Regions from separate parts of the Homo sapiens genome. Here region 1 is linked to region 2. A link is a loop called in an ENCODE intact Hi-C map of the cell type or tissue named here. Cell type or tissue: ascending aorta. All regions are shown on one strand. Each heading gives the region's core, and the rest is flanking DNA. Links, peaks and the distances in the headings are about the cores only.

Region 1 (12,164 bases), core at 150-8,149, 240 kb before region 2:
GTATTGTTTTTCTTTGGCTTCTAGAGAAAAGTTTGAGAGGTCTAGTGATTTTCATTAAGTTCTTTTTTAAGCAATCATTTGTGAAACTATTCACATCCTCAGATCTTGGTAAGATTTCCATGCAGAGCCTAATACTGAAAAGCTAAAGAAGAACCTGGACTTTTTGGAATGATTTCGACCTCTCATAAAATCCCAGACAATTACATTTCCTTATTTTGCCAGGAGACTGGTATGCCAGTTAAGTTTATAACCTCGATCCTTGTTTTATCCTCCATCAGTTAGAGATTAATTACATGCCTTTGGAATGGTGAGCTGTTGAGCCTTGTCGTCTTTGAACCTACTATTGTTCTCAATAAGGTCTTCTAAAGGTCAGACAAACAAGTCATTTAGATTTTTCTCCTCCCCTTAAAGCATGCATTTATAAGGCAAAAACTTAATGATCATTCATTCCATTCCATTGATCATTAAAACAGCTTTAAAAATGAAGTGGTTTCATTACTCATATTAGTCTAGTTATGCTCAGTGACTTAAAACAATACATTTTAATTTCTAGACTTAATGAGCCACTCCACTCTGGGACATACTTATGGCAGAGGGTAAGAAAAGAAATGACCATAGCCGGGTGCGGTGGCTCACACCTGTAATCCCAGCACTTTGGGAGGCTGAGGTGGATAGATCGCTTGAGCCCAGGAATTCAAGACTAGTCTGGGCAACATGGCAAAACCCCATCTCTACAAAAAATACAAAAATTAGCCGTGTGTGGTAGCACGCCCCTGTAGTCCCGGCTACCTGGGAGGTGGAGGTGGGAGGATCACCTCAGCCTGGGGAGGTTAAGGCTGTAGTGAGCTGTGATCATACCACTGCACTCCAGCCTGCTTGGTAGAGTGAGACCCTGTCTCAAAAAAATAAATAAAAATTAAAAAGGAAGTGACCAGTTCATTCATAGTTATTAACACTTCTGCTTGTGTGTCACTTCTACTCGCCTTCACTTGGCTGAAGAAAGTCATATGGCCAGGCCTGCCAGCAATGTGGTAGAGAAGTGTGGTTAATTCTTCCATCTGGAGATGCTATAAGTCACGTGACAATGGGGGATATAATCCTCTTTCAGGGAGGTTAGCGAATAATTGAAAACAATATAATCTAACATAATGGAAGACTATATTTAACTCAAAAAATTTAATGGCCTGTGTTCTGATTCAGAAATAGTTTTTAGAATTGGTTAAATCTGCACTTTGGGTTTTATTTTGAAAAGATTATGCCTCAGAAATCTGCCTAGATATGGAAAACAGGGTCTAGTTTTTGGACAGGACTGATTAATCTTTTATGAATTGGAGAGCTGTACCAACAACTTGGTAACTTTCCATTAGTTGTTTCCCATGGCTCCAGATCTGTATTTTAATCAAGAAGTTACACTTCTTCCTCTCTTGACTTTTATATCTTGATTTTGCATGCATTGTTAGTATCCTATTGGTCAGATGATTTTTGTTTAATTGCCTGATTTAATATGGTTTTGGCAGCCAATTAACAGTGGATGCTACTGTCAAGAGAAGGGTAGAGATGGGGCCTTTTGACAGAAATAAAATTTATTAAGGCCTCATCAGTCTGTCTTGGTATTTTTCTTTCAAAAATGAAACTGATGAACTGTTGCTGATGTTCTTACTAGGAAATTTCTGTCTTATATAAAAGATATGAAATCGGAATTCTTTGAAGCAAGATGACAAAATAAAGTCATACATTGCTGTGAGGAACAGAACGTTTGTGCCTCAATTGGTTATTCACCATCTACATGTTGAGATTCTTTTTGTGGGGGATCTTGGCCATTTCTGCATGTTCACCCTCACACTCCTTTTTATGAGGTGTGGGGGCCATCTACTTAGGCAAGAGTCTTAGGTAGCTTCTGTAATTTTTATGAGAAAGCTGAAGTCTCTTCTGCTTGGTTGACTTTTAAAAAGTAGGTGCACCAAGCCTCAGCTGGTGTCAGACTGCTGCACTTGGGGTTCTTCCTGAGCTCTTAACCTGCTTCCAGCTCTTAGTGAAAACTTGTTTTTGGGAGATGGTGTTCATTCATGAAATTTCATCAAACACTGGGCACTTGGAATTCTCTACTTTCTTTTCCCTCCAGATTCTTTTTTTTTTTTTTTTTTTGGAGACAGAGTTTTGCTCGTCACCCAGGCTGGAGTGCAATGGTGTGATCTTGGGTCACTTTAACCTCTGCCTTCTGGGTTCAAGCGATTCTCCTGCCTCAGCCTCCCGAGTAGCTGGGGATTACAGGTGTGCGCCACCACGCGTGGCTGATTTTTGTATTATTGGTAGAGATGGGGTTTCACCATGGTGGCCAGGCTGGTCTCGAACTCCTGACCTCAGGAGATCCACCCACCTCAGCCTGCCAAAGTGCTGGGATTACAGGCATGAGCCACTGTGCCTGGCTCAGATTCTTTTATTGAATGAACGTCTACTATGTCTTCAGCTTCCATTATTTAGAAATAGAGAAGAGTTTAAGAAACAGCCACAGGCAGCTCATACATGGTGATCCCTTTTGCCTCTCTCAGTGGCCCTTTTTTGGAGAACTGTTAGAAAAGTTGCTGTAGGCCTTGGTATTAGAAAATGTTGGCACATTTCTTGGGAAAATGTTTGATTTGTTGAATAATGTAAATATTGTAAGAGATTGTGATTTCCTCATTGCTTTGACCAAATTTATATCCCACTGTTAAAAAGAAATGGAGAATTTCATGATGGTTATTTACTAATTTAGGTCTCATTTTACGATTCTGTTTTCCCTTTTGCTGAATTTATTTATTTTTAAATTAAAGGTAAATATAGTTACATCTAGTTTTGAAAGATGCCGCAAGTGTTTTTGGACCAAGGTTGGGTACAGATACATATATCGTGGTTCCTTCATGCAGTTGAAAGTTTTAAGAGGACTCTGTGTGGGGGAGTGCACATACACACAGCTGGATAGCACTCCTAACGCTCCTTTCTGTGCTCACTCCGTCTCTTTCATGGTTTTCACAAGCAGAGCATATGCTCTGTGGCATACTGGGGGTACTCAGTACTCTGTCTCAGTGCTGAGACTTGGAGAAAGGCATTCTTTTTGAGCCCTTTTGCTCATGAGGAAGGGGGTCCTGGTGTACCCCAGGGTTTGTTCTCCAGGCCTGGGACCCACAGTGGGGTTGAACTGGCAGAAGGCAAAGACCATAATGGTTACTTCTGCAGGGACAGATCTGGAAGGGACTTCATGCTGACTTTTGGGTTTTTAAGTTGGTATTTTCTGATGAGTGACTTTGGTATCTCATAGAATTCTGTAAACTCTAATGCACTCCTTAAGCTTAGCAATGTGTGCCTGCCTGTGCTCTCCTGACCACCAGCCTCTGACCTACCCTGGTTTTCACTTCATTACTCCTCCCTTGGTGCTGACAGCTCATGGGAATTAAGCCAGAATTGGCCCAAAAGCTAAATGCCTGCACTGCTGAGCTGTGGTTTCCCATGAAAATGCCTTCCCTGAGTTAATGTTAGCCTTTTGCTTGTATTGATGGATAATGCAAAACATGATCATCTGTAAGGTCTCAGTTCTTGATCTCTTTTCTGTAGACACTCATTCTCGTGGTGACCTCATCTTCTCTCATGGCTTTAAGTGTGGTTGATATTCCAATCATTATCACATTTAGGTCTCCAGCTCTGACTTTTTTCTCCAGTTCCACTCTGTAAGGCCCAACTCCTTCCCCAGTATCTACACCCGAGTGTGTGGTGGCCACCTCAAATTCAACGTCACCCAAACAGAATTTCTTATTTCCCCCAAACTCCTTCTCCCCACAGACTTCTAGTGGTAAAACCCCTAAACTTTGTAATCATCTTCACTCCCCTATCTCATACACCCTACCTTTAATTCAGTAGCAAATCCTGTTTCACCTTCAAATATATGTAGAATCTGCATCGTCCTCCCTCTTTCCACTGCCACCATCCTCTCTCACCTCAATTACTGCACTAGCCTGATACCTGGACTCTCTGCTTCCCTTGCAATCCATTCTCAACAGCCATCTTTTAAAAACAAAAGTCACATTGTGGCACTGCGTAGACTCTCTGTTGGCTCCTTGTTTCTATGGGAGGAAAAGTTTTTACAGTGAACTCCATGGCTGTCCTTGCCCGGTCCCTTGTTATTCTGTAGCCTCTCCTGTGCTCGCCCCCACCTCTGCTCTTCCACAGGTGTCCCTTTTGCCTCCCTTAGGGCCTTTGCACTGGCTCCTTCCTGGGGCTGGAGTGCTCTGTCCTCACCTCAGTGAGGTCCTTGCTCAGATGTCACCATGTCAGTGCTGTGATTATTCAGAGTTATAACCTGTCTTCTCCTGGCACTCCAGGTCTCTCTTAATCCGCTTGGCCTCTTCTTTTTTTTTTCCATATCAAAAATTAACCAGTATTATTATGGAATTTACCTATTATATTTATTGTTTATTTTCAGCATATCCCAGTAGAATACGGGCTTTTCCAGGGCAGGAACCTTTAGCTGGTTTGCTGGTTGGTGGTACATCAAGCTCCTAGAACGGAACTGGAAACGCAGAAGACACTTAAATAGGTATTTGCTGTTAAATGAGCTGCTGATAAGGATTTACTATGCTGTTCAGAACCCATTATGTGAGGAAATATATATTTCAGTTCACTGTTAGGAAAACGTTTATTTCCTTGATGAACAGGGACTCCCAACTTACCTGATTCCCTCTTCTGCTTTGGCTACCAGGATGCCAGGAACTAAGTGTCATGCTCAGTTGTGAAAGTGATTGGCTTCAACTTGCTGGTGAAGTAATACAACCCTTCCCTTCCTTTCCCTTTTCCCCAGCCTTTACTTGATTAAGTCGTTCTGTAGTTTTTTGTTGTTTTTTTTTTCTTGACAATAACTCTGCCTTTTATTGTTTGACTTTTCAAGTAACTTTTTGGAGTGTATGTGTATAAGAATTCAAGTCAATCTTCAAAGGAAGAGAATTCATTTATTACAGAGATTTGTTTATCTTAGCTTACGGCTGGTTTTATTTTAGCTTTGGCCAGGTTGGCACCATTGTTTCAAGTAGTATGTCACTTATTGTGGGGTTTTTTGTTTGTTTGTTTTTGAAACTGTGTCTTGGCCTGTCACCCAGGCTGAAGTGCAGTGCTGCGATCTCAGCTCACTGCAACCTCCGCCTCCCAGGTTCAAGCGATTCTTTTGCCTCAGCCTTCCAGGTAGCTGGGATTACAGGTGTCCACTACGACACCCGGCTAATTTTTGTACTTTTAATAGAGACGGCATTTCACCATGTTGGCCAGCTGGTCTCAAACTCCTGACCTCAGGTGATCTGCTGGTCTTGGTCTTCCAAAGTGCTGGGATTATGGGTGTGAGCCACCGTGCCCGGCTCGTTACTGGTTTTGATCAGTGTTCTGAAATAGTAATTTTGGGTATGCTGTCTCTCTACAGGCTTCTGTTTGATTGAATTTCATTTATACAGGTATTAACATGCTTGTAAACTACTATTGTCTATTGCTTTATTGCTTTGGTTAGTCAATCCCAAACTCTTGCTGCCTTTTTTTTTTTTTTTTTTTTTTGAGGCAGAGTCTCACTCTGTCACCCAGGCTGGAGAGCACTGGCTCACTGCACCAATCTCAGCTCACTGCAACCTCCGCCTCCTGGGTTCAAGCCATTCTCCTGCCTCAGCCTCCCAAGTAGCTGGGACTACAGGCATGCGCCACCACACCTGGCTAATTTTTATATTTTTAGTAGAGACGGGGTTTTGCCATGTTGGCCAGGCTGGTCTCAAACTCCTGCCCTCAGGTAATCCACCCACCTTGGCCTCCCAAAGTGCTGGGATTACAGGCGTGAGCTACTGCTCCCAGCCAACTCTTGCTTCTTAAACCCAAGGACCCTGATTTCTGACAGAATATGTATACATACGTGTGTGTGTGTGTGTGTGTGTGTGTGTGTGTGTATTTATTTGAGACAGAGTCTTGCTCTGTGGCCCAGGCCAAAGTGAAGTGCAGTGGCATGATCTTGGCTCACTGCAACTTCCACCTCCCTGGTTCAAGCGATTCTCATGCCTCAGCCTCCTGAGTAGCTGGGATTGCTGGGATGCGCCGCCATGCCCTGCTAATTTTTGTATTTTTTTAGTAGAGATGGGTTTCAGCATGTTGGCCAGGCTGGTCTCGAACTCGTGGCCTCAAGTGATCTGCCTGCCTCCGCTTCCCAAAGTGAGGCATACAAAAAGCCGTAGAATTTCATATTTTTGAGCTGGCCAGATTTGTCAATGGCTCTAATAAGTGTTGCATTTTTATTTAAGGAGGCATGTGGTGATGTTAGCCCTGTGATATAGGAGAATAAGCAGCAAAGGTTGGGCTGGTTTCCCTGCTCCCCTGGCTGCCGTTTCTCCATTAGAACTGGAATTGGGGATTTCACAAGGACCTCTTGGAAAACTTCACAGTTAGTTTTAAAAAAAAATGCATTTGTCACCCAGAGGATCAATATTTTTCTAAAATTTCTAAAATAAAGGATCAGTTTGTTTCTGAAATTTGGTTACCTGAAGCCATTGACAAATTAGTTGTTTCTTATTCAGGTTACTTTTAATTGAGTTGTGCATGCAAACCCACATGTATCCCTCTCTGCCTCTGAGGAGAATGGGGCCTTTCTTGGAGAACACAAAAGTAGGAATTCTGATTTTATTTTGTGATCTTAGTCACTTTACAATTATAAAAATTTTGGAGCTAATGAGAAACCTGAAAAATTCTGAAGTCTTCAAGGAGTGTGATCCTGGTGCTGTCTCTCAGGCATTTCTCCCAGAGAACGGGACGGCAGAGCAATGACTGTTCCCCAGCCCACAGGTAGGAGCTGGTGGGCAGCACCAGCAGCAGTAGACCTAGAAGTCTTAGACTTAGATGTGATTTGAAATATGGCTTTTATTATGGGAGCAGCACACATAAGACCATCATTGGTTCTCATATGGGAAAAACCCTTGAATATTGGCTCTAGGACAGATTTTAAGGCTGGGTGTGGTGGCTCGTGCCTGTAATCCCAACACTTTGGGAGGCCGAGGCTGGAGGATTGCTTGAGGCCATGAATTCAAGACCAGTCTGGGCAACCTAGCAAGACCCTTTCTGTACAAAAAAATAAAAATTACAAAAAATTATTTAAATGAAATTTAGCAATGTTTTATGTACGTGTCTTCTCATACTTCAAAAAGTCAAGTTGTTCTACAAAACCGTCCATGAAAACAGTAGCTTTCTGCCCTGCTTTTCCCACCTGATTCCCTCTCCTCAGAGGAATCTCTCATCTATCTTCTGATGTTGAACCATAAGAAAATGCTGATATTTGACTGCTTTAGATCTGTGAAAATGACTGTATCTTGAGAAAGCATGCTTATCATGTCATTTCTTGATTTTTTTAAATTCAATTTTGGATATTTACTTTCCTCACACTGTGGAAGATGAAGATATAACTCTTATGACTTCCCCCAACACGTCTCTTCTCCTGCTGTAATATTAATATGATTTTTGTTTGATTAATATATAATGTTTATAGTATTATTTAGACTGGAAATAATTCACAGCCAAGACATGTAATTTAAATATTTCCTTCCTCATACAGCTTTTGCCCACCCAGAGTTAATCATTGTTTTGAGTGCTTGTTTTAAGTACCTGTCACTGACTCATTCCCAAACTGAAGCCTAACCTTCCTTTCTGTGTGTTTGCACACCTCAGGGTAGCTGTCCATTCATCCTTTCTTCCTGAAGGCGTCCCTTCTGAAGTTTCCAGGCCGTTCTGTACCTTCTCTCTGTTTCTCTTCCCTGGATACTATGGTATCCTCCTCCTTTGTGGTTTCTTTTGGTCTCTGGTTTTTGTGTGTTTTTTGTTTGTTTGTTTGTTTGTTTTTGAAATGGAGTTTCACTCTTGTCGCCCTGGCTGGAGTGCAGTGGCGCGATCTTGGCTCGCGGCAGCCTACGCCACCCAGTTTGAAGTGATTCTCCTTCCTCAGCCCCTCAAGTAGCTGGGATTACAGGCAGGCGCCAACACACCCAGCTAATTATGTATTTTTGGTAGAGATGGGGTTTCACTATGTTGGCCAGGCTAGTCTTGAACTCCTGACCTCAGGTGATCTGCCCACCTCTGCCTCGCAGAGTGCTGGAATTACAGGTGTAAGCCACTACACTCGGCTGCTCTCTGGTCTTGGTAGAGAGCATTGGCCAACAGCTTCTGCACAAGGTTACAAGGGAGATAGTCTCCTTGAGATTTGGCATATCTAAATTGTCTTTTTTTTTTTTTTCTTTTACCTTCACACTTACTAGTTTGGCCAGGTGTACAGTTCTAGTTTGAAAGTCCTTTTCCCTCAGAACTTTAAAGAGATTGTTCCCTTAAGTTCCAGCTTTTTATTAAAAAAAAAAAAATAGAGTTTCCCCTCACTTCTCTTTAAAAGTTTTTAGGGGCGGGGCGCGATGGCTCATGCCTGTAATCACAGCACTCCTGATCACAAGGTCAGGAGATTGAGACCATCCTGGCCAACATGGTGAAACCCTGTCTGTACTAAAAATACAAAAAATTAGCCAGGCGTGGTGGCGGGCGCCTGTATAGTCCCAGCTACTCGGGAGGCTGAGGCGGGAGAATGGCATGAACCCGGGAGGTGGAGCTTGCAGTGAGCCGAGATCGTGCCACTGCACTCCATCGAGCCTGGGCAACAGAGCGAGACTCCGTCTCGGGAAAAAAAAAAAAAAAACTTTTTAGGATTTTTCTTTTTGTCCAAGTATTCTGATTGGTCTTTTTGCATTCATTTTTCTGGGCACACAATGGCCTTCTCAAACTGGGAACTTAATGTTTTTCAATTATTGGAACATTTAAAAAATTATATTTAGATAACTTTCCCTCTTTTCATTGAATTTGCATTTTCTAATGTTGGTGGTCCTTCTGGGCAATCCTCTGATTATCTTACCTTTTTCTCTCCTATTTTCTATGTCTTGGTCTTTTTATTCCATTTTCTGGTGGATTTCCTCAGCTTTACCTTACAACCATTTTACTGAATTAAAAAATAACTTTTTTTTTTTTTTTTTTTTTTTTTTTTTTGAGACGGAGTCTCACTCTGTCACCCAGGCTGGAGTGCAGTGGCTTGATCTCGGCTCACTGCAGTCTCTGCCTTCTGGGTTGAAGGTTGAAGCAATTCTCCAGTCTCAGCCTCTCAAGTAGCTGCGTTACAGGTGCCCGCCACCATGCCCAGCTAATTTTTGTATTTTTAGTAGAGACCTGGTTTCACCATGTTGGCCAGGCTGGTCTCAAACTCCTGACCTCAGGTGATCCAGCCGCCTCGGCCTCCCAAAGTGCTGGGATTACAGGCATGAGCCACCATGCCATTTTCAAGCTAATATGTCTCAATTTTTTTTTCTTTGAGGCAGGATCTTATTTGTAAGCCAGGCTGGAATGCAGTCTTATGATCACTGCTCACTGCAGCCTTGACCTCCTGGGCTTAAGCAATCATCCCACCTCAGCCTCCCGAGTAGCTGGGACTACAGGTGCATACCACCACGTCCAGCTAATTTATTATTTGTTGTAGAGATAGGGTCTCACTATGTTTCCCAGGCTGGTCTTGAACTCCTGGACTCAAGTGATCCTCCTGCCTTGGCCTCCCAGAGTGCTGGGGTTACAGGTGTGAGCCACTGTGCCTGGCCCATGGCTCAGATTTAAAAGATGTAAAAGGTGTATAGTGAAAAGCCACCCACTTCCTGTACTAGCTACCATATTCTCTCTTTACAGGCAACTGGTATTCCTCCTTCCAGAGATAACTCTGTTAATATATATATATATACACACACACACACACACACATATACACACACACACAGACACACACACACATATATACACTTTTTTTTTTTTTGAGACGGAGTCTTGCTCTGTCGCCAGGCTGGAGTGCAATGGCGCCACCATGCCCAGCTAATTTTTGTATTTTCAGTAGAGATGGGCTTTCACCATGTTGGCCAGGATGGTGTTGATCTCTCGACCTCGTGATCCACTTGCCTTCGCCTTCCAAAGTGCTGGGATTACAGGTGTGAGCCACCGCGCCCGGCCTCATACATATTTTTAAAATGTGTGTATATGATCATATTCTCTCTCCCTGTGAAATCACAGATGATAATAGACTTCATATATTGTTATGCATCTTTTTTTCATAGAACCATGTGTCTTCAGACTGCTCCATGTGGAGGTATGGGTTTCTTTTTAAAATCATTTTAAAGAGCAGCATAGTATGATTTTAAACTCCATATTTTGTTTAATCAGTTTCCTATTGATTTGCTACATCCAACAATGCTGCAAGGGGTAACTTTGTACGTGTATTATGCTCACACGTGATAGTGCCATGTGTGATGAATATGGAATTACCAGGTGAATGCATATGTGCATTTGTACTTCTCACAGATGTTACTCCAGCTGCCTTTCATGGAAGCTGTGCTAACTTATGCTCTCACAGGCAAGGCATGAAAGCACTTGTTTCTTTATATCGTTGCCAGTACAGTATGTTATGACATTTCTTAATCTTTACCAATCTGTTAAGTAAAAAATGGTATCTCATCTGTTTTTAATTTGCATTTCTCTTAGGAGAATGAGCATATTTTCATAAATTTATAAGAGCTGTTTGTATTTGTGTTTCTGCGAACTGTTCATATCCTTTGCCATTGGGCTGTTACCAAGTTGTATGACATTATACCTAAGGGAAATAAGCCCCTCATGTGATAAGAATTGGAGTTGTTTGCAGTTTGTTCATCTTTTGATTCGGGTTATATTACATTTTTCCATGTTGGTGAATTTATTAGCAGCTTATTTTAAAGTCTTTGGATTTAATATCATGAAGAGAAAAAGGCGTTCCCCATCTTAAAATTATTATTTTTAAAATGTCCAGGGTTTCTTTTGGTACTTTTGTAGTTTCAATATTTTTATATTTAAATTATTTATCCATATTGAATTTATTTTAGTACATATGGATCCAAGTTTACTTTTTTTCCCAGATGGCTACTGGTTTTCCCAGTCATTTATTAATAGTCCATTTTCCCTCTGACTAAATCCCCCATGCCTATGTGTCTGTTTCTTGACTTCTGTTTCTTGACTTCTGTTGTGTTGCTCTGCCTAGCTCTGTGATGTTGAGCTATTCATGTTTTAGTTGTGACACTATTCTAATTGTTAAGAATATGTTTGTATTAGGGAGGATTGGGCTTGTATTAAATATTTTATTGTTGATGTTAATTGTCAGTTTTGTAGTGGTATTTAAAAATGAATTATGTGGCTGGGAGCGGTGGCTCATGCCTATAATCCTAGCACTTTGGAAGGCCCAGGAAGGTGGAGTGCTTGAGCCCAGGAGTTCAAGACCAGCCTGGACAATATGATGAAACTCTGTCTCTATGAAAAATACAAAATTAGCCAGACGTGGTGGGGCATGCCTGTAGTTCCAGCTACTTGGCAGGCTGAGGCTGCAGTGAGTCATGATTGTGGCACTGCACTCCATCGTGGGTGACAGAGTGAGACAACATCTCAATAAAATAAAATAATTTTAAAAAATGAATTATGCAAACTTTAAAGGAAACTGATCATATTTTATGTAACTCAAAGAATGTTTAGGGACCTAGGCTGGTAAAGGTCAGAGTTTTCTAACTCAAGGTTTGCTTCCTTTTTTTTTTAAATCCCTCCAATGAGGGGGAAACAGATGCTAAAACAATAGTGAGAAGTACTTAATTGGCTGGGTGTAGTGGTTCATGCCTATAATCCCAGGACTTTGGGAAGCCCATGCAGGAGGATCACTTGAGGCCAGGAGTTTGAGACCAGCCTGGGCAACAAAGCAAGAACCTTCCCTCTATAAAAAATACCCAGATGTGGTGGTGCGTGCCTATAGTCCCAGCTACTGAGGAGACTGAGGTGCGAGGGTTGCTTAAACCCAGGAGGTGGAGGCTGCAGTGAGCTGTAATTGTACCCCTACACTCCATCCTGGGTGACAGAGTGAGACCCTGTCTCAAAAAAGTAAAAATAAAGTAGTACTTAATTTGGGATCAAGATCGGCTTACAAATCAGAACATTCAGGCTTGAGGAAGAGAAAAAGCAATTAAATAGGTCAACAATTGCAAAGCAAAACTCAATTTGAGAGTTGGATAAAGAGATTTGATTGTGGGGACTCTGTCATTTGAGAT
Region 2 (16,337 bases), core at 4,244-12,243:
CCTGTGGGGAAGGGTGGAGCTAGGAACTCTGGTCCACCCTTGAGATTGATGTCTGCAGAGCCTTTTCTGTGGTGGAGCCCTTTTGTAAGTTCTCAGCCACACCATTATCACTACCTTGAGTGCTGCCATCAAGAAGCCACCAACCAGAGCCGTCATCTGCTAAGTGTCCAGTGACTGTGAATGTAAAAGCGGAAGGTAGAAAATGGTAGCTTGTTGGAAAATATGGGGGTCGTAACCCAAAAACAGCTGTAAGAGAAGAGAGCTATCATAAAAGTCTTGAGAGCTAGTTTTTTGGGGGTTGTTTTTTAAAGCGGAGTCTCACTCTGTCACCAGGCTGGAGTGCAGTGATACGATCTCAGCTCACTCCAACCTCTGCCTCCTGGGTTCAAGTGATTCTCCTGCTTCAGCCTCCTGAGTAGCTGGGATTACAGACATGTGCCACCATACCTGGCTCATTTTTGTATTTTTAGTAGAGACGGGGTTTCAACATGTTGGCCAGGCTGGTCTCGAACTCCTGGCCTGAAGTGATCCACCCGCCTCGGCCTCCCAAAGCGCTGAGATTACAGGCGTGACCATCACACACAGCCTTGGGAGCTAGTTTCAAGCGGTATTTTTGACGAGTACCGGGGTGAAGCACCAGTAAGGGAAGAATTCCATCTCCAGCCTGTTCCCACTGAGGAGACTGTACCATAAAGCACTAGGGAAATCTGACCTCCACAGCCTTTGGCTTCCAACTGAGGATCAAAGCAAGGACAGGCATGAGTCATAGTAGAGTCCCCTTAAACCCTTAGCTGGTGAGCGTTATTTCACCACAAGCCATGGCTATTTCCTGTGGCCAACAGGAAAAGGCTGCATAGTCATTTCTGAATTCCTGTGGAAGAACTACTCTGAGGCAGTCTTATCAAGCAAGTCTAGCTCTGTCTCTGGGCAGTGACCTGAAGGCATCTCTTCCTTAACTTTGACAGCTGATCCCAGACTAACTTGTCACATAGGAGTTGGACATTGGTTGTGCCATACTAACCCCAGGAGGAGGAAGTGGAGGAACTGACTGAGAGGAGAGGTTACCACTTGCTAATGAAGTTAAGGGAATCCTCATTGCGCAAGGACGTTTCAGCTCTTCTGCCTGCTCTGAAGGTGGAACATGCTGTGGTCATCACTTTGGTCAAACATGAACAACAGCCTTATAGGAGAGCAGGTGGAGCTAATGGGGGAACAAAGATGAAAATCATGTTCAACACTTTTGGAAGCACTGAACATGATGGGGTTAATGAGCCAGTGGTCTGATCCTCCTTCTGCTCATGGAGGGAGGCTGAAATGCCTGACAACCTCTGGCTTCTCCCTGCAAAAACAGAAGAGATCCTGGAGCTAAGATAGGTGACTTTTTTTTTTTTTTTTTTTTTTTTTTTTTTTTTTTTTTTTTTTTGGAGAAGGAGTCCCACTCTGTCGCCCAGAAGACTGGAGTGCAGTGGCGAGATCTCCACTCCCTGCAACCTCCGACTCCCAGGTTTAAGCGATTCTCTTGCCTCAGCCTTCCAAGTAGCTGGGATTACAGGCACCCACCACCACTCCCAGCTAATTTTTTTTTTGTATTTTTAGTAGAGAGGGATTTTTGCCATGTTGGCCAGGCTGGTTTCAAACTCCTGACCTCAGGTGATCCACCCGCCTCAGCCTCCCAAAGTGCTGGGATTACAGGCATGAGCCACCGCACCCGGCCAACATAGGTGACTTGTCACACCTGCTTCAGAGAGAGCCCAGGGCAGGCAAGGCAGTCCCCATTGGAGCTGACTTCCAACCCCATGCATGGCTGCTTCTCTGTGCTGCTTCCCTGCTGAGCTTCAACTCCCTTCTAGGGATGCCATTTTCCTGACAACCAAAATGGCAGGCAGAACCAGCCTCATTTGCTGAGGTTGAGAGGAGGGCGCCTGACACACAGTAGGGTTCAGAACCTGTCCAGTGAGGTGAATTTTGCAGGTTGTTCGTGGCAAATCTTTTTCTTTTTTTTTGAGAGGGAGTCTCACTCCATCACCAGGCTGGAGTGCAGTGGTGCGATCTTGGCTCACTGCACGCTACGCCTCCCGAGTTCAAGCAATTCTCCTGCCTCAGCCTCCCAAGTAGTTGGGATTACAGGCGCACACCACCACACCTGGCTAATTTTTTGTATTTTTAGTAGAGACAGGGTCTCACTATGTTGGCCAGACTGGTCTCCAACTCCTGACCTCGTGATCTGCCTGCCTCGGCCTCCCAAAGTGCTAGGATTACAGGCGTGAGCCATCGTGCCCGTTCATGGCAAGTCTTAAGGCTGTCAGTAACACATCTGAAGGGGGCCGTTATGCCAACAGGAAAGAGACATGTTCTGTGCTTCTCCAGGAGGAAGAGGGTCCAAAGTGCTGAGCCAAAAATCCAACAACTAGCACACATTTAAATGGGCTCCCCCAGGCGGGAATGAGGCAGGGAAGGTTTCTTCAAATAAACAGACACTCGTTCAACTCAACTCCAAATGGGCACCGCCCGCCCCCTGTGAAAGGCCTTGGTAAGGAGTGCGAGAGGTTAGCTGAGAAGGGTCCCAGCCAGCACAGAGGCTACTACTACCTGCAACCCCACCAGTTCCCTTCACTCCTCAGCCTGACCTATCAGCTCTCCCTAGTGGCCAGTGGGAGACATATCCAAGCATGAGCCAGTCTCCCAACAACGTTTAATTTTATTTATTTATTTATTTTGAGACAGAGTCTCCCTCTGTCACCCAGGGTGGAGTGCAGTGGAACGATTTCAGCTCATTGCAACCTCTACCTCCCAGGTTCAAGCGATTCTCCTGCCTCTGCCTCCCAAGTAGCTGGGATCACAGGCAGGCACTACCACATTGGCTAATTTTCTATTTTTAGTAGAGACCGGGTTTCACACCATGTTGGCCAGGCAGGTCTCGAACTCCTGACCTCAGGTGATCCACCTGCCTCAGCCTTCCAAAGTGCTGAGATTACAGGCATGAGCCACCGTGCCTGGCCAACAATGTTTTTAAAACAGGACATAATGGGTTACAAAATTAATGTAACTACAAGCATTTTTAAAAGTTGAATAAATCTGAAATCTTGATTGTATCAGATATATTGATGGTAACATCATTTCATGAAGCTTTGTGTGTGTGTGTGTGTGTGTGTGTTTGTGTATCATCTCAGTCACAAAATAAGATGTGTTTGGGGTTTTTTGGTTTCTCCTTAAGACAGGGACTCACTATCACGCAGGCTGGAGTGCAGTTGTGCAATCACGGCTCACTGCAGCCTCAACCTCCTGGGCTCAAGCGATCCTCCCACTTAAGCCTTCCCAAGTGGCTGGGACCACAGGCGCACTCTACCACACTAGGCTAATGTTGAGGCAGGATCTCACTATGTTGCCCAGGCTAGTCACTTTTTTGTCTGGTAGCCTCATGGTCTAGAAAAGTTTCAACGTTTATAGCAAGTAACTTTTTCTTTCAACATCAGCCTACTTCACTCTTCTTTTTAATTATGTTCGAATTTTTTATTGTAGTAAAACATACATAATATGAAGTTTGCCATCTTTACTATTTTAAGTGTATAATTCAGTGACATGAATTGTATTTACAATATTTTGTAACTAGCACCACTATCCAGATCCAAAACTTTTTCATCACCCATAAAAGAAACTCCATAACCATTAAGCAAAACTGTCCATATCCCCTCCCTCAACCCCGGTAGCTTCAGTTCCACTTCCTGTCTCTATGCCTTTGCCTATTCTAGATAGCTCACATAGGGGAATCATGCAACCGTTGTCCTTTTGTGTCTGATTTATTTCTCTTAGCATAATGTCCTCAAGGTTCATCCATGTTGTAGCACATGTCAGAACTTAATTCCTTTTCATAGCTGAATAGTAGTGCACTGTATGTATATTCTGCCTTTTGTTTATGCATTCATTTGTTATCACCACCTCATCTTATTTTATTTGAGACAAGGTCTTACTCTGTCACCCAGGCTGGAGTGCAGTGGCGCAATCATGGCTCACTGCAGCCTGGACTTCTCGGGCTCAGGTGATCCTCCCACCTAAAGCCTCGCAGGTAGCTGGCATTGCAGGTGCGCACTGCCACGCCTGGCGAATTTTTTGTAGAGATGGGGTTTCACCATGTTGCCCAGGTTGGTCTCAAATGATCCTCCTGTCTCGGCCTCCCTAAGTGCTAGGATTACAGGCATGAGCCACCACACCCAGCTACCACCTCATTTTAAAATAAAGTGAAGCTCAGACTGGCTTCACTACTTAGCGGGAAGGCTGATCAGAAAGAGCAGGCCTCCTGCCTTCTAAGCCAAGACTTTTGCCACTACTCCAAGCTACTGACAAGCCTGCTTTGCCTTGACACCCTTTATTTCATATTCTGTTCCAATTCCAAGTCGTGAAAAATAACAAACCCTTAGCACTTAACCACACAGCAGGCGCTGTTCTGAGTGGTTTGCTCACGTTCCCTTATTTTCTCCTTTCCAGAAACCTATAAAGTAGTTGAACACCATTACTATCCCCTTTTTATAGATGAAGCAACATAAACATCGAGAGGTTAAGTAACTTGTCCGAGATCACACAGCTATTAGTGAGAAAGCCAGGCAGACCTGCACCAAGTCCCTGCACTGAATCACTTCGCCACACTGCCACTCTTGCAGAGAGAAAAGCATTCTTCACCAAAACAACACCGTATTTCTAGTGGTAAGAGACTCAAATTCCAGACAAGAAATCAAATACGGTGTCCTGTAACAGATTAACTTAGGAAGACAAATGTATTCCAAAGGCAAGACTGCAAGTTATACCTGCCTTTACACAAACATCGACGGTCCCAAAATTCTGCATGGGGCTTGTGAGACAGTCTCTTCCTCTGACTATGACAATCTAGGAACAACAGGACAAAAAACAATTCTTCAGGCCCAGAACTGGTTCCCTGACACATTCTAGACCCTGCTTAAGGACACAGAAGTCTGATTCTGGAGATGCCCTTGCTCTTGAAGACCCAACTGTGCAGTGTTCTGCGTGCCTGAGTCCCACGCCCCAGCCTACCATGGCCACCATGGCGGGTTTGGCCAGTACTCTACAAAGCCCAGAAGCATCAGGCACCTGAGAACCATGCCCTTGTTACATTTAAGTCATGTGACTCACTGACTAGGAAGACAGAAACTTCTAGAAAGAAAGCCAAAGAGAATCCACAGCTGCTTTCTGCAAGCCAGATTTACTTGAAAATGCAAGTGATGAGGCTGTCACTCCCACCCTGAGGATGAGGGGAAGGAGGAGGGAGGCTTTGCTGTCTCCCAGAAAATCAACAAGAACACAGTTTCCAGGCGCTGTGGAGAAAATGTATTATTCGGAAGTCTGAGCTCCAAGAGACTCCTTGTCCTTGCAGTGGGGCCATCTGTGTTCTCTAGGTTGTGGTTTTCGCCGGCAAGTCTAAACACTTCCATTGATCGGTCAACAAGAACAGAACTTATTTACCTGCCACAGTACCTCGGGCTGTAGCTCTGATAAGGGCCCCTCAAGGTGCCCTTCCCAAGCGACCAGCCTGCTTGCTTCTGCTATTTCCTTTTTATTCAGGAATGCCTCATGCTACTAAAATAGCAGACAAGGTTTAAATACACTGCTACTTTGTGTGTCTAGCCATTTTAAAAAATTATTTTCAACCTTACCACCAGTATTAACATCTCCTACATCAGAAGAAAGGTGCCACAGGAATCAGGGTGCTACACAGCATAGGGTTTGGGGGACACACTCCTGTGATACTCCATTGTATTAGGGCTCTCCAGAGGAGCAGAACCAATAGGATATATATAGATGTATAGAAAGTGATCGACTACAAGGGACTGGCATATGCAATTACTGAGGCCAGGAAGTCCTGTGGTCTGCCATCTGTGAGGTGGAGGCCCAGGAAAGCCAGGGGTGTGGCTCCAGCCCAGACCCAAAGGCCTAAGAACCAGGGAAGCCAGTGTCTGAGGGCAGGAGAGGATGGAGGTCCCAGCTCAAGCAGAACGGGAACTCTATCTTCCTACACGTTGTTGTCCTATTCAAGCCCTCCGTAGACTGAATGGTACCCACCCGCAGTGGTGAGGAAAGCCTTCTTTACTCGGTCACCAATTCAAATGCTCATCCCTTTCAGAGACACCCACGCAGAGGTGTGCCAGCTTTCTGGGCATCCCTTGACAGTCAAATTGACACATAAAAGAACCATTATACCTTCTTGTCCAGAAGTCTTTGCAGATAACCGTCCATGAATTCTAATGAAGCCTGGGAACCTATCCAGAGCTGGGGCAAGAAAGGATCCATGCAAGTAGGAAACTAGCAAAACCTGCAGGCTCCAGCATCCTGCCAGTCATCTGCAGACCCCAGAGGGGTCCACAAGCAAGTGCTCAACAACACCGTCCTAGTTACATTCGGGTCATGTGGCTTCTTGACCAGGAAGAGAGAAACCTCTCAAACAAAAGCTAAAGAGAATCCACAGCTGCCTTCTCCAAACCTGTTACAGCTGGAAAAGCAAGTGATGAGGAAATCACATGAGCTCATGCTTGTGAAGCACTCTGTACAAACAGGCACTGTGGAAGCATTCACTATTTTGTTAACGATAAGGTCATTTTTTTCCTCGAGGTCAGGTTGTTCATTCCAGTTTCACTCACTGGCATCTCTCCCCAGAGCACACAGGCACTCACACAAAAATAACTGTCTTCCTAGTTATCCCACAGGTATGGACAATCGCTGGTACGACCATTGGATTGTCCACTGCCTTGCTGAGTTCCAGCAGGCTGCTCTGATGGGGAACAAAAAAAAAAAGCAACCTGTGGGCAGCGAGGAGGTTTTTCTAGGGAATCTGCGTAGACTGTCTTTGTCAAATGTGGGAAGGAAAGGGGTCCTCCCAGGAATTAGGATCTGCTGCGAGGTTGTGCCAGGGCATCCACGCCTGCGTTTCTCTCAGTGTTGGCCTCGCTGATCCCACCATCCCTCCAGGTGCGCTGTAGAACTTCCAAGACTCATTGCCATGAATATGTTAGCTAGGTGGTCGTCAAGTCTACAGGTTCTTCCTCCCCACAGCTCTTGGGTCCACCCTCTTCCACTGCTGCTAACACAGTTCAGGGCACCATCATTTCTTCTGGACTGCTGCAAGGTCATCAGAACTGGTCTCCCCAATGTCAGCCCTGCCGCTTTCAGTACAGTCATGTTATTCCCTGTTGAAAGCCACTCAATGGCTTCAGCTCGGTCTGGCATGATGAAGCTTCCTCCGTAATCTGGGTTCAGCTCCATCACACTCCTCCCACACCTCCAACTGAGCTAAACCAAAATGCCACAGGAGTTCCTGACCTTAAGCCCTTGTGTCACTCACTTTATTATTCATAGTTTGTCCCCAGTGTTGCAACCAAGAGCTGAGGCTCCTTGGGCTCTCTCATTTTTGAACATCAAATGCAGGTCTCCTTTGCCATGCAATGTGACTGTCTGATTCACAAGAGCATGGCCCTGCAAGTGTATGCCAGGTGGCCCTACCCACATCAGCAGATACATTGGCAGACAATCAGGATGGATCAGGACAATCTCTCTGAATACATCCATCCATTTGGAAGGAAGGCAATCAAGATGGAGATTAAAACCAGCTTAACATGGAACTAGAGAGGCAAAACAGCCTCCCTTGTGAGGTTCTGAGTTGTAGAGTAGGAAGGTGGCATGTCCTTGCCTCACTACCCCTTCGTTCCCATTCGGTGGCTGACAGCTTCTGTTTCTCATTTCTTATTAGACTAAAGCTTGACTCTTGCTCTGCTGTTTCTTTTCATTGATGAAGCTTAAATAACCAGTAATCACAGCATGCAAAATAGTGTGCACCAGACTTCATATAGTTAAAGTGAGAGTCTTCATTTTTGAAAATATGCTCCAGGCAACTTTGGAAAAAGCAGAATTACTTCCTCTTGTAGGCCACTGGACAGACCCTACTTCGTCCTAAAGTAAGGTGAAGGCCAAAAGACGGGCTTCCAGGGCCAACTACACTACACCTACCTTTTGCCTTAACTTTATTCACTTGTGGGCAACATCAAAAGATGAGCCTATTTTGGGGCCGGCCGCAGTGGCTCACGCCTGTAATCCCAGCACTTTGGAAGGCCGAGGCGGGTGGATCACGAGGTCAGGAGATCGAGACCATCCCGGCTAACACGGTGAAACCCCATCTCTACTAAAAATACAAAAAATTAGCCGGGCGTGGTGGCTCACGCTTGTAGTCCCAGCTACTCGGGAGGCTGAGGAAGGAGAATGGCGTGAACCCAGGAAGCGGAGCTTGCAGGGAGCCGAGATTGCACCAGCGCACTCCAGCTTGGGCGACAGAGCGATACCCCGTCTCAAAAATAAATAAATAAAAAATAAAAAATAAAAATGGAAAGAGAACTACTTCTTTCAAAAACTAGGTGGAGGTCGGACACAGTGGCTCACGCCCGTAATCATAGCACTTTGGGAGGCCAAGGCAGGCGGATCACTCGAGATCAGGAGTTCGAGACCAGCCTGGCCAACATGGCGAAACTCCCTCTCTACTGAAAATACAAAAAAAATGAGCTGGGCATGGTGGTGGGCGCCTGTAATCCCAGCTGTTCCGGAATCTGAGGCAGGAGAATCGCGTGAGCTGAGGAGGCAGAGGTTGCAGTAAGTGGAGAGGGCACCACTGCACTCCAGCCTGGGCGACAGAGTAAAATAAAAGTAATTTTAAAAACTAAGTGGAAATTAAATGAAATTTAATATTAAATGTTTCCAAATAAAACATTATAATTTATTAAAATCCTTTTTAAAAAACTTTAAAAATCTTTTTGAAAAAAACTTTCTAAAAAGCAATTTAAAGGGAATCTTTGCCTTTTACAGTATTGAGTCCACTGCTCTTTTCCTTTCCTCTTTCGTTCTTTAATTCCTTCATGTCTCGCAATAAAGGAAGAAACACGTACAGTTTGGGCATATATCTAGTTGCACATATCCTGGCCCTAGTGTAAAAGACCACAGGGTTTACAGGAGCGCGTAGCCTTTTCTTAATTTAAAAGAATACAGGACGCAGGAGAGAACCACACCCCGCAGACCCAGGCGTAGCGAGTTGTCTGCCCTGTGGCACTCTGTCACCTAGTGTCTGAATCTGCATATTGCACTCTCCTCGATATCCCTTGGTCTGCGAAGGATGAAGTTCCTTCCACCATACGGCCACCGCCATCACCATCACCTTACGACCAACCCCAATGCTCTGCAATGGAGAACAAGCGCCACCATGTTGCAGGGTTCCAGAAAGCAGCAGCTCTGGAACCAGACAGACCTAACTTAGACTCCTAGCTTCCCGTTTACCAGCCGAGACTTTGAGCAAGGGACTTTACCTTTTTAAGCCCTAGTTTCTACATCTATAGAATATGGATGGTAAAAATGCCTGTCTCTAGACTTGTAACCACTGAGCTTCTAGAAAGCCAAATGGGTATGATGTTATAAACATTAAATGAAATATCACAGATAAAGTGCCTGCAAAGCATAGATCAGGCTGGGTGCAGTGGCTCAGGCCTATAATCTCAGCACTTTGGGAGGCTGATGCAAGCAGATCACTTGAGGTCAGGAGTTCAAGACCAGCCTGGGCAACAGGGTGAAACCCCACGAGGACTAAATTATGTTTTTTTATCTTGCCCAAACTCCTATCTAAGGGGTCTGGGGCATCACGCCCTACAAATCACAAATTCTCATCAGATGGGTTTTAATTAGCCCTATATATTGTGACTTACTTTCCAAACTGACTCTGGCATAACATGAGACAAGGGAGAAAATCAAAATATTTTACCCCAAAACATGTTCGTCATATTTTGTAATGGCCCTGCAAAGCTGTTCTGTATAGGGGAAAATTTGCATCTGTAAAGAATCTATTAACACAGCTAGATCCTTTTCTTCCAGACCCTCCCAATCCTAAAGAGATTAACTAAGATCTAAATAAGAAACATTTGTCATCTGTTGTCTCTAAGGGCAGCACTATGAGACTTCAAAACAACTTAGGTCTCCACAATCTTTATCTTAACCTGAACATTCCTTTTCTATGAATCCCAGGTCTTCAGACAAACTCAACCAATTGTCAAAATACTTAAACTCACCTATAGCCTGGAAACCCGCGCCCCACCCTCTCAACCCTTTGACTTGCCCCCACCTTTCTGGACTAAACCAATGTAGTGCTCAAATGTATTTGATTGATGTCTCTTGCCTCCCTGAAATGTATAAAACCAAGCTGCACCCTGTCCACTTTGGGCACATGTTTTCAGGACCTCCTGGGGGCTGTGTCACTCATATTTGGCTCAGAATAAATGTCTTCAAATACTTTACAGAGTTTGACTCTTTTCGTCGACATGCTCTAAACCTTGCCTCAGTCTCTCCCTCTGCCTTATGCCCCTCAAATTCTTTCTTCTGAGGTGGCAAGCACTGAAGTTGCTGCAGACCCATACAGATTCGCTGCCAACATCCTGACCTGTCATTTTATGGGTAAGGAAACTAAACTACAAGGTCCTTAAATGGTCTCTCCACAGTATTAGCCAAACCTGAACAAGATCCCAGGTGTTCCGAATTCCCATCCAAAAGAAAAGGGGAAACCCAATCCCGTTTCCATCTCACCCAGGATCTATTGTCTTCCCAAAGCACTTTACTTTCTTTCCTGCCCAGCTGTTGAAATATCAAACTGTACTAAGATTTTGGCCATGATGGACTCTGTTCTCTGCACACTAAGACATTTATCTTCCTGGTCATCATAAATATTAATAAGTAATATTTGTTGCTGTTTACTGAGCAGTGTGTAAGCATCCATATTATTTAATGGAAGTTTTTCTAGCTGTGTTTTAAAGTTGCAGCATTTGAATGAATGAATGACTTCTGAGCCAAAGTGAGAAAAAACAAACAAGACACAAATGAGTTTTTTCTAAACTATTTTTCTCCCCGAAATTAGCTCTGCTACTTTGCACAAGTCTCCTTTCCTAAGATCCAGCTTCTCATCTGTTCAATGCGGATATGAACATCTACAAGTTTATGGTAAAGTTTAAAAGCACATTTGTCTGATACTAAGTAGCTAATAAACAATCGTTACTGTCATTACCCCAGTTGGCAATTTGAGCAGGGCTTCACAGGGAGTTTGGGTGACAGGCGATAAAGTAAAGGACATTATGGAAAGTCTGAAAGAATGTAATAAGGATAATATATTTTAGATGTATTTTTCTCTTTTATATTTTGTAAATGACTTTTCCCCTAGTAAGCCTAAGGTGATTCTTATGCCTCAGGGAGGTTTGAGACTATTATAGGAGGAATGTAAATAGAAAAAAAAAAAGATAGATCTAGTTTTTGATTTCCAATTTGAGTTCCTAGAAAAACTGAGGACTGGGGGTGGCTCCGGCAAGATGGCCAAATAGGAACAGCTCTGGTCTGCAGATCCCAGCAAGACAAATGCAGAAGGCGGATGATTTCTGCATTGCCAACTGAGGTACCCTGGCCATCTCATTAGGACTGGTTAGACAGTGGGTACAGCCCACAGAAGGCAAGCAGAAGCAGGGTGAGGCGTTGCCTTACCCTGGAAGCGCAAGGACCCAGGGGCCTCCCTCCCCAAGCCAAGGAAAGTTGTAAGGGACTGTGCTCTCTGGCCCAGGTACTATGCTTTTCCCATGGTTTTTGCAATCTGCAAATGAGATCCTCTCATGTGCCTACACCACCAGGGCCCTGGGTTTCAAGCTCAAAACTAGGTGGCTGTTTGGGCAGACACCAACCTAGCTGCAGGTTTTTTTTTTGTACCCTGGCAGTGCCCGGAACCCCAGCGAGACAGAACTGTTCACTCCCCTGGAAAGGGGGCTGAAGCCAGGGAGCCAAGTGGTCTCACTCAACAGGTCCCACTCCCATGGAACCCAGCAAGCTAAAAACCACTGGCTTAAAATTCTTGCGGCCAGCACAGCAGTCTGAAGTCCACCTGGGACGTTCGAGTTTGGTTGGGGGAGGGATGTCCATCATTACTGAGGCTTGGGTAGGTGGCTTTCCCCTGACAGTGCTAAGGATGCCAGGAAGTTTGGACTGGGCGGAACTCACCACAGGACTGCAAAGCGGCTGTGGCCAGACTGCCTCTCTAGAGTCCTCCTCACTGGGCAGGGCATCTCTGAAAGAAAGGGAGCAACCCAGTCAGGGTCTTACAGATAAAACTCCCATCTACCTGGGACAGAGCACCTGGGGGAAGGGGCAGCTGTGGGCGCAGCTTCAGCAGACTTAAACGTTCCTGCCTGCCGGCTCTGAAGAGAGCAGCAGATCTCCCAGCACAGCGCTCGAGCTCTGCTAAGGAACAGACTGCCTCAAGTGGGTCCCTGACCTCGGTGCCTCCTGACTGGGAGAGACCACCCAACAGGGGTCGACAGACACCTCATACAGGAGAGCTCTGGTTGGCATCAGGCTAGTGCCCCTCTGGGATGAAGCTTCCAGAGGAAGGGCCAGGCAGCAATCTTTCTGTTCTGCAGCCTCCGCTGGTGATACCCACGCAAACAGGGCCTGGAGTGGACCTCCAGCAAGGTGCAGCAGACCTGCAGAAGACAGTCCTGTTAGAAGAGAAACTGACAAAAAGCAGTAACATCAACATCAACAAAAAGGATCCCCACACAAAAACCCCATCCAAAGGTCACCAGCCTCAAAGATTGAGGGTAGATAAATCCACAAAGATGAGGAAAAAGCAGCGCAAAAATGCTGAAACTTCCAAAAACCAGAATGCCTCTTCTCCAAATGATTGCAACTCCTCTCCAACAAGGGCACAAAACTGGATGGAGAGTGAGTTTGACAAATTAACAGAAGTAGGCTACAGAAGGTGGGTAATCAACTCCTCTGAGCTAAAGGAGCATGTTCTAACCAAAAGCAAAAAAGCTAAGAACCTTGATAAAATGTTACAGAGACTGCTAACCAGAATAACCAGTTTAGAAAAGAACATAAATGACCTGATGGAGCTGAGAAACATAGCACAAGAACTTCGTGAAGTGTACACAAGTATCAATAGCCAAATCAATCAAGTGGAAAAAAGGATCAGAGATTGAAGATCAACTTACCGAAATAAGTTATGAAGACAAGATTAGAGAAGAAAGAATGAAAAGGAACGAACAAAGCCTCCAAGAAATATGGGACTATGTGAAAAGACCTACAACTGATTGGTGTACCCGAAAGTGAAAGGGAGAAAGGAATCAAGTTGGAAAACACATTTCAGGATATTATCCAAGAGAACTTCCACAACCTAGTAAAACAGGCCAACATTCAAATTCAGGAAATACAGAGAACACTACTAAGATACTCAAGAAGAGCAACCCCAAGACACATAATTCTCAGATTCTTCAAGGTTGAAACGAAGGAAAAAATGTTAAGGGCAGCCAGAGAGAAAGGTCGGGTTACCCACAAAGGGAAGCCCATCAGTCTAACAGCAGATCTCTCTACAGAAACCCTATAAGTCAGAAGAGAGTGGGGGCCAATATTCAACATTCTTAAAGAATTTTCAACCCAGAATTTCATATCCAGCCAAACTAAGCTTCATAAGCAAAGGAGAATTAAAATCCTTTATATACAAGCAAATGCTGAGAGATTTTGTCACTACCAGGCCTGCCTTACAAGAGCTCCTGAAGGAAGCACTAAATATGGAAGAGAAAAACTGGTACCATCCACTGCAAAAACACATCAAAATGTAAAGACCAATGACACTATGAAGAAATTGCATCAATTAATGTGCAGAATAACCAGCTAGCATCATGATGACAGGATCAAATTCACATATAACAATATTAACCTTAAATGTAGATGGCCTAAATGCCCCAGTTAAAAGACACAGACTGGCAAATTGGATAAAGTGACCCATCGGTGTGCTGTATTCAGGAGCTAAGACCCATCGGTGTGCTGTATTCAGGAGACACATCACACGTGCAAAGACGCACATAGGCTCAAAATAAAGGGATGGAGGAATATTTACCAAGCAAATGAAAACCAAAAAAAAAAGCAGAGGTTGCAATCCTAGTCTCTGACAAGACAGACTTTAAACCAACAAAGCTCAAAAAAGACAAAGAAGGGCACTACATAATGGTAAAGGGATCAATGCAAGAAGAGCTAACTATCCTAAATACATATGCACCCAATACAGGAGCATCCAGATTCATAAAGCAAGTTCTTAGAGACCTACAAAGAGACTTAGACTCCCACACAATAATAGTGGGAGACTTTAATACCCCACTGTCAATATTAGATCAACGAGACAGAAAATTAACAAGGATATTCAGGAATTGAACTCAGCTCTGGAACAAGTAGACCTAATAGAATCCTACAGAACTCTCCACCCCAAATCAACAGGATATACATTCTTCTCAGTACCACATCTCACTTTTTCTAAAATTGACCACATAACTGGAAGTAAGACACTCCTCAGCAAATGCAAAAGAACGGAAATCATAACAAACAGTCTCTCAGTCCACGGTGCAATCAAATTAGAACTCAGGATTAAGAAACTCACTAAAAACCACACAACTACATGGACATTGAACAACTTGCTCCTGAATGACTACTGGGCAAATAACAAAATTAAGGCAGAAATAAATAAGTTCTTTGAAATCAATGAAAACAAAGACACAACGTGCCAGAATCTCTGGGACACAGCTAAAGCAGTGTTATGAGGGAAATTTATAGCACGAAATGCCCACATCAGAAAGCGGCAAAGATCTGAAATTGACACCCTAACATTACAATTAAAAGAACTAGAGAAGCAAGAGCAAACAAATTCGAAAGCTAGCAGAAGACAAGAAATAACTAAGATCAGATTAGAACTGAATGAGCAAGACATGAAAAACCCTTTGAAAAAAATCAATGAATCCAGGAGCTGTTTTTTTGAAAAGATTAACAAAATAGATAAACCGCTAGCCAGACTAATACAGAAGAAAATAGAGAAGAATCAAATAGACACAATAAAAAATGATAAAGGGAATATCACCACTAATCCCACAGAAATACAAACTACTATCAGAGAATACTATAAACACCTCTACACAAATAAACTAGAAAATCTAGAAGAAATGGACAAATTCCCAGACACATAAACCCAAGACTAAACCAAGAAGTTTAATCCCTGAATAGACCAATAACAAGTTCTGAAATTGAGGCAGTAATTAATAGCCTACCAACCATAAAAAGCCCAAGAACAGGTGGATTCACAGCCAAATTCTACCAGAGGTACAAAGATAAGCTGGTACATTCCTTCTGAAACTACTCCAAACAATAGAAAAAAAGGGACTCCTCCCTAACTCATTTTATGAGGCCAGCATCATCCTGATACCAAAACCTGGCAGAGACACAACAAAAAAAGAAAATTTCAGGCCAATAGCCCTGATGAACATCAATGCAAAAATCCTCAAAATACTGGCAAACCAAATCCAGCAGAACATCAAAAAGCTTATCTACCACGATCAAGTTGGCTTCATCCCCGGGATGCAAGGCTGGTTCAACATATGCAAATCAATAAACATAATCCATCACATAAACAGAACCAATGACAAAAACCACAATTATCTCAATAGACACAGAAAATGCCTTCGATAAAATTGAACACTGCTTCATGCTACAAACTCAAACTAGGTATTGATGGAACATCTCAAAATAGTAAGAGCTATTAATGAAAAATCCATAGCCAATATCATACTGAATGGCCAAAAGCAGGAAGCATTCCCTTTGAAAACCAGCACAAGACAGGGATGTCCTCTCTCACCACTCCTATTCAGCGTAGTATTGGAAGTTCTGGCCAGGACAATCAGGCAAGAGAAAGAGATATAGAGTGTTCAAATAGGAAGCCAAATTGTCTCTGTTTGTAGATGACATGATTGTATATTTAGAAACCCCATTGTCTCAGCCCCAAAACTCCTTAAGCTGATAAGGAACTTCACCAAAATCTCAGGATACAAAAATCAATGTGCAAAAATCACAAGCATTTCTATACACCAATAATAGACAAACAGAGAGCCAAATCATGAGTGAACTCCCATTCACAATTGCTATCAAGAGAATAAAATACCTAGGAATACAACTTACAAGGGATGTGAATGACCTCTTCAAGAACTACAAACCACTGCTCAAGGAAATAAGAGAGGACACAAACAAATGGAAAAAAAATTCCATGCTCACGAATAGGAAGAATCAATATCGTGAAAAATGGCCATACTGCCCAAAGTAATTTATAGATTCAATGCTATCCCCATCAAGCTACCATTGACTTTCTTCACAGAATTAGAAAAAACTACTTTAAATTTCATATGGAACAAAAAAAAAGAGTCCATATAGCCAAGACAATCCTAAGCAAAAAGAACAAA

The links. A loop is a pair of places that touch in the nucleus more often than their neighbours do. Peaks named below come from ENCODE experiments on the same cell type or tissue, not always from the same donor. Only the 100,000 strongest peaks of a DNase experiment are listed, where the experiment ranks them.
Region 1: it touches region 2 in a loop (3-fold over the local background); 2 of 110 quality-filtered maps call a loop at or near these places.

The regions. Positions count from the first base shown.
Region 1 is chr9:519,440-531,603 of GRCh38, forward strand. All of the region lies in intron 1 of KANK1 (KN motif and ankyrin repeat domains 1), which reads left to right. Among named protein-coding and RNA genes, the nearest start is that of KANK1, 21 kb to the left of the region's middle. In ascending aorta, for the core only: no CTCF peak of the experiment used is centred there; a DNase peak (open chromatin) is centred at 3,402; H3K27ac peaks cover 2,738 bases.
Region 2 is chr9:755,092-771,428 of GRCh38, forward strand. LOC124902109 (a long non-coding RNA gene) reads right to left here and starts at 6,290. Exons shown (of 4, transcript XR_007061394.1): 1 at 6,208-6,290. RefSeq lists a silencer at 6,338-6,632. In ascending aorta, for the core only: CTCF peaks have their summits at 9,116 and 9,320; DNase peaks (open chromatin) are centred at 6,550, 6,930, 7,210 and 9,130; H3K4me3 peaks cover 627 bases; H3K27ac peaks cover 3,568 bases.